Regions from separate parts of the Homo sapiens genome. Here region 2 is linked to region 1. Evidence: read pairs that join two places in POLR2A ChIA-PET (ENCODE). Cell type or tissue: CD4-positive, alpha-beta T cell. All regions are shown on one strand. Links, peaks and the distances in the headings refer to the core of each region. The heading gives the core; the rest is flanking DNA.

What was found. ChIA-PET counts read pairs that join two places held together with the same protein. Peaks named below come from ENCODE experiments on the same cell type or tissue, not always from the same donor. Only the 100,000 strongest peaks of a DNase experiment are listed, where the experiment ranks them.
Region 2: POLR2A ChIA-PET joins it to region 1 with 6 read pairs; 7 of 35 experiments call an interaction of 5 or more read pairs at or near these places.

Annotation. Positions count from the first base shown.
Region 1 is chr2:241,007,206-241,012,572 of GRCh38, reverse strand. The region is part of intron 1 of SNED1 (sushi, nidogen and EGF like domains 1); the gene reads right to left. It overlaps LOC107985787 (a long non-coding RNA gene), which reads left to right and starts at 628. Exons shown (of 2, transcript XR_001739175.3): 1 at 628-1,786; 2 at 2,149-5,121. RefSeq lists enhancers at 1,236-1,839, 1,840-2,445. In CD4-positive, alpha-beta T cell, for the core only: no CTCF peak of the experiment used is centred there; a DNase peak (open chromatin) is centred at 2,442; H3K4me3 peaks cover 1,719 bases; H3K27ac peaks cover 1,479 bases; H3K27me3 peaks cover 283 bases.
Region 2 is chr2:241,092,415-241,097,781 of GRCh38, reverse strand. SNED1 (sushi, nidogen and EGF like domains 1) reads right to left here. Exons shown (of 32, transcript NM_001080437.3): 32 at 2,214-5,367. MTERF4 (mitochondrial transcription termination factor 4) reads left to right here. Exons shown (of 4, transcript NM_182501.4): 3 at 355-539; 4 at 1,344-2,211. The coding sequence ends at 1,784. Among named protein-coding and RNA genes, the nearest start is that of MTERF4, 7.2 kb to the left of the region's middle. In CD4-positive, alpha-beta T cell, for the core only: no CTCF peak of the experiment used is centred there; a DNase peak (open chromatin) is centred at 1,981; H3K27ac peaks cover 2,140 bases.

The DNA.
Region 1 (5,367 bases), core at 232-5,231:
TAAAACAAATAGCCTGTGGTCTATTCATACAACGATACAGAGGTGATGATGAAGTAACAGCACCACCAGAGATGTGGATGAGCCACCCTAAAAACACCAGGGAGGGAAAAAGGCGAGTGTGAGAAGGCGCTTTCACAGGCCGGAGGGGCTGCCCTGGGGTGGCGATGCAGGGTGGGGCGGTGGCAGCGTCTGCTCTCGGCCTGGCAGTGGGCCCACCAGGGTTTGCGTTACGTTTGATCTTTTTTTGCACGTTTATGTTTTGTACCCTTTTTGGCATGTGTTTTGGAAAAAAGAGCTAAGGGTTAGAAGTGACAAGTGGTACCTCTGGGTTGGGGGAGAAGCATCTGGGGGCAGGAGGCCGCTGTGGCCGAGGTCCCTGGGGCTGGGCCACCTGCCTGGTGTGGGGGACCTCCCTGCTCTGCCCCTCGCCGCACCCCCCATGCTCTTCCTTAGCTGGCCCCACTCCCTGCTTGGCTCCTGAGCCGCTGCCCTGAGTTTTCTGTCGGCCTTTGAAGTGGGAGCCTAGCTTGCAGGTGTGCGGTGTGCAGAGGCCTCGGGCCCACCCGCCGCCTGCCCCGCTCCAGCTTTCCTCTCTCCCCACCCCAGAGAGCTGCTGCCCTCCCCGCTGGGGGCTGAGCCAGGGAGGAGGCAGAACAAGCCGGCCCTGTCCCCTGCCAGGACAGGGCAGCCAGGACAGGGCAGCGCCAGCACCGCAGTGCAGGGCAGAGGCCCGCGGGACTTCCTTTCTCCAGATGTGGACGTCCCAACGTCTGGTGGAAGGGGGCTAGTGGGCAAGGCCCAGGCCAGAGGGCCCAGGAGCTAGAAGCAGGGCAGGGAGCCATGTGGCAACCCCTCTCTCCCCAGCACTGGGGTCCCTCTCCTTCTTCAGGGCTGGGAAAACGCTACTTCCCAAAAAGTGACAATTCTATTATTGTTATTTGCCTACTTGCTATAGCACCTTGTAAAACATGTCATAGAGATGTGGAAAACAAGGGGAAAGGATTAGCCTGTCTCCCAGCCGACGCCCCTGTTCATGGCTAGGTGTGGACCTGAGCACTCGTAGAGGAACAGTGCGGGTTTAGTCCCTCGTCCTGACTTCGGGGGCGGGAATGCCAGCAGGCTGCCCAGCGCTGGCACCTCAGACACCTGCTGAGGGCCAGTGTTTGTCTGCTGGGGTCTGGGGCCTGAGGCCAGCCTGGCAGTCCTGCCCAGCGCCACTGGGACACTTGTAGAAATGTAACCACTCCATGTGCCAGGAGACCCAGGAGACCTGCCACCCCCAGGAAACCCAGGAGACCCAGGAGACCTGCCACCCCCAGGAGACCCAGGAGACCTGCAACCCCCAGGAGACCCAGGAGACCCAGGAGACCTGCCACCCCCAGGAGACCCAGGAGACCCAGGAGACCTGCCACCCCCAGGAGACCCAGGAGAACCAGGAGACCTGCCACCCCCAGGAGACCCAGGAGACCTGCCACCCCCAGGAGACCCAGGAGACCCAGGAGACCTGCCACCCCCAGGCAGGGAGGGAGGGCAGTGTGCTTGTTCTGGGTCTGCAGGGTAGAGATGCTGCGGCAGGCCCTGGCTGCATCCCCCAGAACTCCAGTCTCTCCCTGTGGATCCCATCGTCCAGGGCCTCCCCGTGGCCACCGTCTGGTCTCCTTTGGGGTCCCGGCTCTGCCTGCAGCCTGAAGCCCAGGCCCTGGATCAGTGCTGGCATCGCTCTCCTCCCAGCCAAGCACCAGCTGCTGAGAAAAACAAGATTGCCACCTGGATGTTACAGTCCCAGGTAGGTGACAAAGGTCCTGGGAGGGGCTCACACACAGGCCGCCTGGAAAAAGCTCTGCGTTGGACACAGCTGAGCACCTTAGGCACCCCGGTGAGTGCCCCACGCCCCGCCCTCACCCTCCTCTCTCAGGCTGTGGTCAAGGCCAGCCAGCCTCACGGTGGCCTTGCCATGGAGGGGATGCTCTGACCCCTCTGAGCAGGCTGAGATTCTTGGGCTGCTGGTCAGCTGCTAACTGGGGAGGCCCCAGGCCACATGGAACCTGGAGCTGCAGTGACTTGGGGACTTGGAGGAGGCTCCTCGCCCTCCTCCATTGGGGGCGGGGCTGGCCAGGGGCACTCAGGGCTCTCCTGCCTTTCCTGCAGGACGGGGCTGACCCTCTGCTGGCTCAGGAGGAAGCACAGAGACGTGCTCCAGTGGCATTTCCGACTTGGATGAAAGCAGGAAAGAGCTGAAGCGTCTGGGGAGCCTCCAGGAGGTGACCTCGGGCTGAAAGTGCCGATATGCAACAGCCTGCTCCCCCGGACCTGAGCCAAGGGGCTGCTCTGAGCAGGGCAGGGTGGGCCTGGAGGGGAGCCAGGGACCCAAGAGACTTCCGAGGGCCCCAGGAGCCAGGAAGCAGCACCCTGGCTCCGCAAACGTTAGATCACAAAGGGCGGCTCTGCGGTTCCCTGCTTTGACTCCTCTGCCAAGAGTGAAACAGCACAGCCTCGAGGTGTTTTAGAAGCTTGTTTTGAAAAATGCAGGCATGTCTTTTATTTCCTGGCAGCTTTCTGGGCAATTAGGATTCCTCCCACAGGCACAGCGGGGGCTGGCGTCCTGGGCCGGGGGATGGGCAGGGCCTCCGGGGCTGAAGGGGATGGTCTCCTGCTGAGCGGCCTCACGCCAGCCCTGAAGGGAAGGAGGCTGGCCCCTGGCCCAGCCACCGACGGCAATACTGGGCTAGGCCTCCGGGGAAACACACATGGGACGCCTCCGGGGAAACACACATGGGACAGAAGCAGTCACCCAAGGGGTTGTTCCAGTGGGAGGGAAGAGAGCTACCACCAGGGAGAGCCAGGGTGACTTCCTGGAGGAGGGGACATCTGAGCTGCATTCAGCGCCCCCGGACAGGGGAGGGGTAAGGGAGGGGCTCCCAGGAGAGTGTTGATGCCATGTCCTCTCTCTCCTGCAGACTGAGGTGCTGGGTCTCCCTGTGGCTTCCCTGTCCCCATGGGGCCATGCCCCCAGCCCCCGTGCCCTTTCTCATGCCCTGTCCCTCTTGCTGCCCTCACAGCCTCTCCCTCTCCACCAGCCCCTCTGCTTCCTTGTGTTGACAGCAGCTCCTGCCGCCTGCTCCTTGCCTCACTTGCTTCCCACTTTGGCCAGGTGCTCCACCAGTCCCTATGGTCAGCAGGGCCACAGCCCAATCCCCTAGAGGCCCCAGGGTGTGCCTGGCCTGGAGGCAGTGGCCCCACACTGTCTGGGTGTCCACACCTGCCCTTTCCATCCATCTCCAGCCTGGGCTGCTGCCTCCTGGGCTCTTGAGATCTTGCTGCCTTCAGCCTGTCCACACCTCAGAGGGAGGGGCCTCCTCACAGTCACCCTGCATCTCTGCAGTGGCCACTGGGCCACTGTCACCTCCAGCCACCACCATCAGAGATGCAATCTTGAGATGCAAACCTGGTCTGTCCCCCACTCCCCACATACCTGAGAGTCTTACTCATGGGCACCCCCGTCACTCCTTCAGGACCCAAGCTCCATCCCCATGTCCTGCCCCCAGTGAGCCTCCAAGGCTGCCTTGCCTGCTCCACTTTGCCGCCTCCAACCCACCCCAGAGCTGATGGCAGGAAATGTTTGCTGAAAGATGGGTTTGAGGGCCCAAGAGGCCGTGCCTGACCCTTGACAAGCTCCTGGACAAGCTCAGAGGACAGTGTGATCCTGGGCTGCCCTCCTGTGTGGAGGCATTGGGGTCAGGGGCCTGGGCTGGCCACAGTCCTGCTCCCACTTGGTGCTCCCTGACTGGCCCGCAGAGCCCAGAGGCGACTTCAGCATGTGCTGAGCCCCGGGCACCACGGGAGCAGGGCAGGGGCTGCACACAGTGGTGTCTAATAACTGACACCTGCTGGCTGAATGAATGACTTGCCCTGCTTTGCAAAGAACAAGAGAATGGATGCCAAGGCACCTAGGTGTTGAGGCTGGTCCCCGTAGATGATGTATGGGGTGTCCCACCTGCCTGGTCGCAGACAGACGGCAGTGTGACCAGGCCCCGACCCTTCCAGCCTGTCTTGCCCTTGGATCTGCCCAGAGCTTCCACCCCCACCACCAGTCAGAACACCAGGACACCCTGTCTGGCCTAGAAGCCCATGGACAGAAGGAGTGCAAGGAGTGCTATCAGGTGGGACCCTGTGGGGGCAGCTTGTCCTGGCCACCCCTTCGTGGTGAATAGGAGGCAGGAGGAGACTGGAGCCTGCAGAGTAGGTTAGTTAGGAGTGCCCCGGGTCACCACGAGCAGCCCTCGGAGGGAGGGGCTGTGCTTCCCAGGTGGGGCTCTGAGCCAGCCCCAGGAGCCCCTGGTCACGGCACTGACTCTGTTCCCCCACTTGGGATCTGCCCTGGGTGGTCTGCATTCCTGCCACGCCCCCAGGTGGCCCTGGAGCAGCACAGAAGCCTGCTTTGGAGACACACGTGGTCCGGACCTGTCAGAGCTGGGGAGCTGCCACCTCCGGGCTGTGCTCAGTGAGTCAGGTGGTACGGCCGCCTTCACCCACGGCAGGGTGTAACTGCGAATGCCCTTCTGGGCAGTGGCAGACAGAAGGAAGGTGCCCTGAAAAGCTCCCTGCCTTGGATCCAGTGAGCCCACGTGGGGCAGTTTATTGCAAGGGAGGGAAAGAGAGGGAGGCCTGCACGAAGGCCCGTGTAGGACAGACACACATCGATTCAGGAGACTGAAACACCACAGAGCCAATAACTAGCGGCCGGTTAAACCAATCACAGTGTAGCCATAGAATGGAATCTTGTATTGTCATGAAAAAGCATGTTTTCACAGAAAAGTTAGGGCATGGGTAAATGCTCGTGGCGTAACATTGAAAGAAATAGGCAACACAGAGACCCATATGAGATGGTAACCCGAAGTCTGTTTTGTAAAACCCTACCCTTGAAAACAGATAAGGAAGAACTTCACCAAAATGTTAAAAGCACTTATTTTTGGGTGATGGAATTACGGATATATCATCCCAATGATCACAAGATGAACAATAGTTATTTACTGAGCGGCTTCTAGGAGTAGCACTGTTCCGGAAGCCTGACAGCACAGCGAACAAAACAGACAAAAATAAATACATTTAATACTAAAAAAAGACGCATTGCTGCTCTTCCGTCTCCTTAAATCAGAGCAAGGGTGCAATCAAGGTTTTGGACTGAAGGAACGAACAAATGAAGTAGTGAGTAAGTCAACAGTGAATGAATGCACCAAGTTTCTGTGGGGAGCTGCCTGGGAGAACGCGGTTTGGCCGGCTGGCCACTTCTCTGACAAGAAGCTCTAGCTTCACCTTATCACCAAAAACTCAGGAGGATATGAGAATAAGCTGTAGACCTCATGACCC
Region 2 (5,367 bases), core at 65-5,064, 85 kb before region 1:
CTCCCATATTACTCTCTGATCTTTCCAGTAAATGCCTGGGAAATTCTTTTCCAAGTGAGGAGGGCAAGAGGAGACCCAAAATACAAAGTTGGCACCTTTCAGGTGGGAGGCCAGAATAAAGCAGGAATATAGGGAGGGAAGGATGGTGAGTCTGAGGAGTGTCAGGAAGTCAGTGGGGAGATGTATCATTTCCATGGTGCTTCTGGGAAGATAGATCTGAAATTGCCACTTGCTCTGTGGAAGGAGAGGATCCTTGTTTGTTTTTAAATGTGGACTTAAATTGGGTGCAGCTAGCTCCTTGAGTTTCTGGAGTATCCTGAAATTATATGCTTGCCTTTTTTGAATGTTCTGCAGGGAAATTAAAGAGGGTGCTTTACTGTTGCCCTGAAATTTTCACCATGCGCCAGCAGGACATTAACGACACTGTCAGGCTTCTCAAGGAGAAGTGCCTTTTCACGGTACAGCAAGTCACCAAGATTTTGCACAGTTGCCCCTCTGTTCTTCGAGAGGACCTGGGTCAACTGGAATACAAGTTTCAGGTGAGAATGACTGATAGCGTGATTAGCGTAGTTTCAGGTGAGAATGACTGGTAATGGGATTAGCGTAGTTTCAGGTGAGAATGACTGGTACCGTGATTAGTGTAGTAACAGCAAGTTTCTCAGGTTTTTCAAATGTAGTGAAGGTCAGTTATATGGATAAGAAGCCTCGGACACCTCATATTTGAGTGGAGGAAGTGAAAGACTAGATTCTCTGCATACATCAGCCAAAGAGAAATCTTTAATTTCTTTACTACAGATCAAACCTATTCTTCAACTTTTCTGCCATTAATAATGAATGATCCAGTCCTATTCTTAGAGTCTAAGTGGGGACTCTGAAATAGCTAATTTTAAAATAGCTGAAACCTTCCTGTCCTTAGAATCTATTTTGCATGTTGATTTTGAAAATGTAATTTTAACAGTTGTCCGATTTTTTGGTAATAATTATGACAACTTAGGTCGAATTTCTAGATGTTTTCTGAATGTTTTGCCTATTCTTTCCATATTCATCCTTTTCCTTCCCCATTTAAAGAAAAATACCACCTCTTCCTTCTGCCCCTTCTCCCTCCTGCCCCTTTTCCCTCCCACCCCTTTATTTCCTGCTCCATGTTTCTCAGGATGAATTTGAAAGTGTTTTGAAACTGCTGGCTGTCACACAAATGTCAGTATCCTAGACTGGGTATTCGCTGTTGTCAATTAGGCAATTCTTTTTGAATCCTTTTGTACAACTTAAGTTTTTATGGTTTATAGAATGATAGGTTTCAATACTCTGTATCTGGGACTCCTAAGTGTGTTTGTGTCTTCCAGTATGCATACTTCAGGATGGGAATTAAGCATCCAGACATTGTAAAGAGTGAGTACTTGCAGTATTCACTAACCAAGATTAAGCAGAGACACATTTACCTGGAGCGCCTGGGACGGTACCAAACCCCTGATAAGAAGGGGCAGACACAGATCCCTAACCCATTGCTCAAGGACATTCTCAGAGTTTCAGAAGCTGAGTTTTTGGCCAGGACAGCCTGTACTTCTGTTGAGGAGTTTCAAGTTTTTAAGAAGCTCCTGGCTCGGGAGGAGGAGGAGTCTGAGAGCAGCACATCTGATGACAAAAGGGCAAGTCTGGATGAGGATGAGGATGACGATGATGAGGAGGACAATGATGAGGATGACAATGATGAGGATGACGATGATGAGGACGACGACGAGGCGGAGGACAATGATGAGGATGAGGACGACGACGAGGAGGAATAGCTGTGATGGAAGGACTAGAGCGAAAGGGCCCAGAGATATCAAGGAAGCTTTTCATTCTCTTAAAGCTTTTGGGTCCTTTACTTGAATCTTCTCAAGTTATTTTTTATTCTAAAACTGGTCTCTTGATGAAAAAAATTATAAGTCACCTGAGAGGCAGACAGATCAAACCAAACAGGAAACAGGAAATGCATGTTTGATCTGTTGTCACGTGTCTGTGGGGAGGGCCCTGTCCCATCCTGAATAAGATACTTATGTTGAGCTATTCACATCAAGGGGACTCAATATATCAACAATTGGTTTTATTTTTTTCTCTTTTGAATATGTTGGTGATAATTCCGTGACAGTTGGAAGATGGGGTTCATTCTTCCGGTTCAGGAATCACTATGTATTTCCTTCTTGTGATAAAAATAAAATTACGAGAAGGCAATGTGAGGTTTTAGTACATCATAGCACTTTATTTTATGAAAACATGTAGCAGATTTTCCACAAAAATGCTTATTTTTAATCCAAAAGTATATTGCTTCATAATGGTATTCAGTGCACAGCAGAGTAAAAGAAGTTAATTCATGATGTACTGGTTAATTTTGCATGGCTTCTTAAGGCCAGCAAAATGCTGGCAGTTTTCTTTATCTTTGTGAAGAACAGGCCCTTCCTGTTTGGGGAAGTTGGCTTTTATGTCAGCTCTTGGCCAGTGGTCACTTCCAAGCCTGGTGTCTCCGGCCCTGTAGTCTGTAGTGCCAGACTGTGCTGGCCTGGAGAGTGCTGGGGCAGGTGGAGGCCAGGGAATGGTCCCATACAGTTATCTCCCCTGCCCTGGTTACAGACAGCTTCGAGAACCAGAGGAGAAGAGCATAGGGTCATGGAGCAGGTGGGCTGAAGCCAGGGCCACAGGGAGCAATCCGTGACCCCCCAAGGTGGGTGTGGGGGGGGGGGGGGGCGTGTCACCTTAGGGAACTCAATGAGTCCGAAGAACAATTTGAAATGTTGGGAAAAGAGAAGAGGAATTTGATGTCAGCCGGGGTGATCCCTGAGATAGAGGCCTGTCTCTGATGGCATGAGCTCTAAGAGGGTCCTGGAGGATTGGTACATCCTAGAACATTCCAGTTAGCCCTCTTTTAGGGGAAACTGGCATAGGATTGATGCAGAAGGCATTTTTGATGATGGGACCAAAATTCAAGTCTCCTTGGTAGCATTCTAGGATCAACTAGATCCTAGGATCTGGTAGATTGTAGGATTCTAGTGGGTAGAGGCCAGGGGTGCTGTGAAACATCCTGCAGTGCACAGGATGGTCCCACAAGAGAGGATGATCCGGCCCAGAATGTCAGTGCTGAGCCTGAGAAACTCATCTAAGGCCTGGTCCACAACAGTAATGTGACTGTTCACTCGTGACAACTTCAGATGGTAAATGGACTTAGGATCGTATTATTTTATTTAAAAGAAAAATAAGGAGCTGGTTTTTCAGCCGGGTTCCTTTCCCCTATGCACTGGAATACCCCTGGTAGGTGTGAGCTGCATGCAATTGTGGGGATTCAGCACTGAAATCTAGGTGCTTTTGTTTTCTCCAGCAGCCTCGTCTTACAGCGTGACTGCAAAGAAAAAGACTTTTGTTTTGCAAAAGAAAAGCAGCTCGGTGACTCCGTCCACATCGCCACAGTTGAGTCAGATGGCAGTGGCAGTCCTTTGCCAGTGGAAGGAGTTCCTGCTAAGGGGAGGTGCAGGAGGTGAGCTGATACCTGAGTGGGGCCCTTGCCTGTTGGGTTCTCTACTGGAGGACAGTGGGCACAGCAAAGATTCCCTTACTTGTACCTGGCAGCCCACACGCAATGGGGAAAAGGGAGAGTTTGTCTTTATTGCCTTGCTTGGCCATAGGCAAAACTGTTTGGAAATGAGACATTTCACTGTGCCAGTGTTTTCATTTTCTCTTCCATTGTGGCATCCCGGTCACTGCCACCCTCCCTAGAACCTAGGCTGTTGTTGTACCCAGTCGGAGGACTAAGTAGAATCCTCAGTCTGCACTTGGTTAGATGATCAGTCCATCCCGGTTTCATTAGCAGATGGGTAATTCAGCAACTCAGGATTGCTTCTTTCATTTTGATACAGAAATCTTTATGCTCCTGACAGTTTTCTGATTCTATTATTACTAATTTCCTTGGGTGGACTTTGAGTATTTTCAAGGAAGCCATTTGAGTTTTTAAAAGAAGCCACATGGGAAAAGCTGTGGTGGCCTCTTTGGAATGTTTCAAGAACGAACTGTAATTCCTGAGCACCAGGAAGTCTTTTTACTTGATATTTAATGTGGAAAACATCCCAATGGGCAAGTCCTGTGACAGCACTTGGGACTCAGGAGCCAGTTCTTGTTGACACAAGGCTTCTAAGCTAACACTGGAGCATATTAGCATTTGCTGTGTGGCACCAAGCTTGGGACTCAGGAGCCAGTTCTTGTTGACACAAGGCTTCTAAGCTAACACTGGAGCATATTAGCATTTGCTGTGTGGCACCAAGCTTGGGACTCAGGAGCCAGTTCTTGTTGACACAAGGCTTCTAAGCTAACACTGGAGCATATTAGCATTTGCTGTGTGGCTGAGGGGCTTGAGGTCCTAGTAGGGAGTAGAAAGTTTCCTAGTAGGATTCACCTACTTTTCCAGTGATATCACTCGATCTTAGCATCTGCTAGTAATGCTGTAGCTTACATGGACAAACAGTGACAGGTCCCAGGGCGGCAGGAAGTCCGCAGTACGCGTTTGTGAACGTGGTTTCTCTCAGTTCACCCAGTGACCCTTCGCTGAGCTCGAGACCCTTCATTGAGCTCCACCTTCTGCTCTCAAGTGGGTCTGGAGCCTGGGGAACAGCTCGGGAGTACAGGTGAAACTTCGCGAATTGCCTGTTCCTTCTTTCTGAAAATGACAAATTGCAGAATACACAGACACATGCACATGAAATTTTAATAAAGATAAAAAGCCTAAAATATACTCTAACTCTTCAAAAAACATTTTTATGAAAGAGGAAAGGAAGGAGGCCCTCTTTGTGGCTGGAATGCTGGCTCTGAGCAGAGTCAGGGTGACGCGGCAGGGCGCTGGCTTTCCAGCTGGGTCAGCGGTCGTGAGGCTCAACACGAGAGGAGGTGGGGTGGCTGCTTTGGTTGTAACATTAGCAGGGGGAAGACAGCTGCTTAGAAGCATGGTGGGAAGCAGATGTGGTGAAGTGCCGTACTGTTCTGCTTACAAAGATGGGGATGTCTAAGATCGTGTTTACTACCTGATAGCCTAAAACAGTATCACTTGAGTCATGGACTAAAAGGAACCTTAAACATTGTCCAGCCCAGCCCAGGTGTCCATCTCTGTTGCACTGAGACTTGTAAGGCGTCCTTGCTGCTTCGTGGCAGTGTGCCTTAGCTTTCCAAGCAGGGGTCTGAATAGCTTTTTCCATGAAAATTCAGGGGTCTTTCTTTGATACCCTTGTGACTTGTCATTCAGGGGATGGCTTCCACTGTTTAAGGCTGAAGCCTAGGTGATCTCATAGAACAGGGTTCACCAAATAAGGCCCATGGGCCAATTTGGCCACCACCTGTTATTGTAAATAAGTT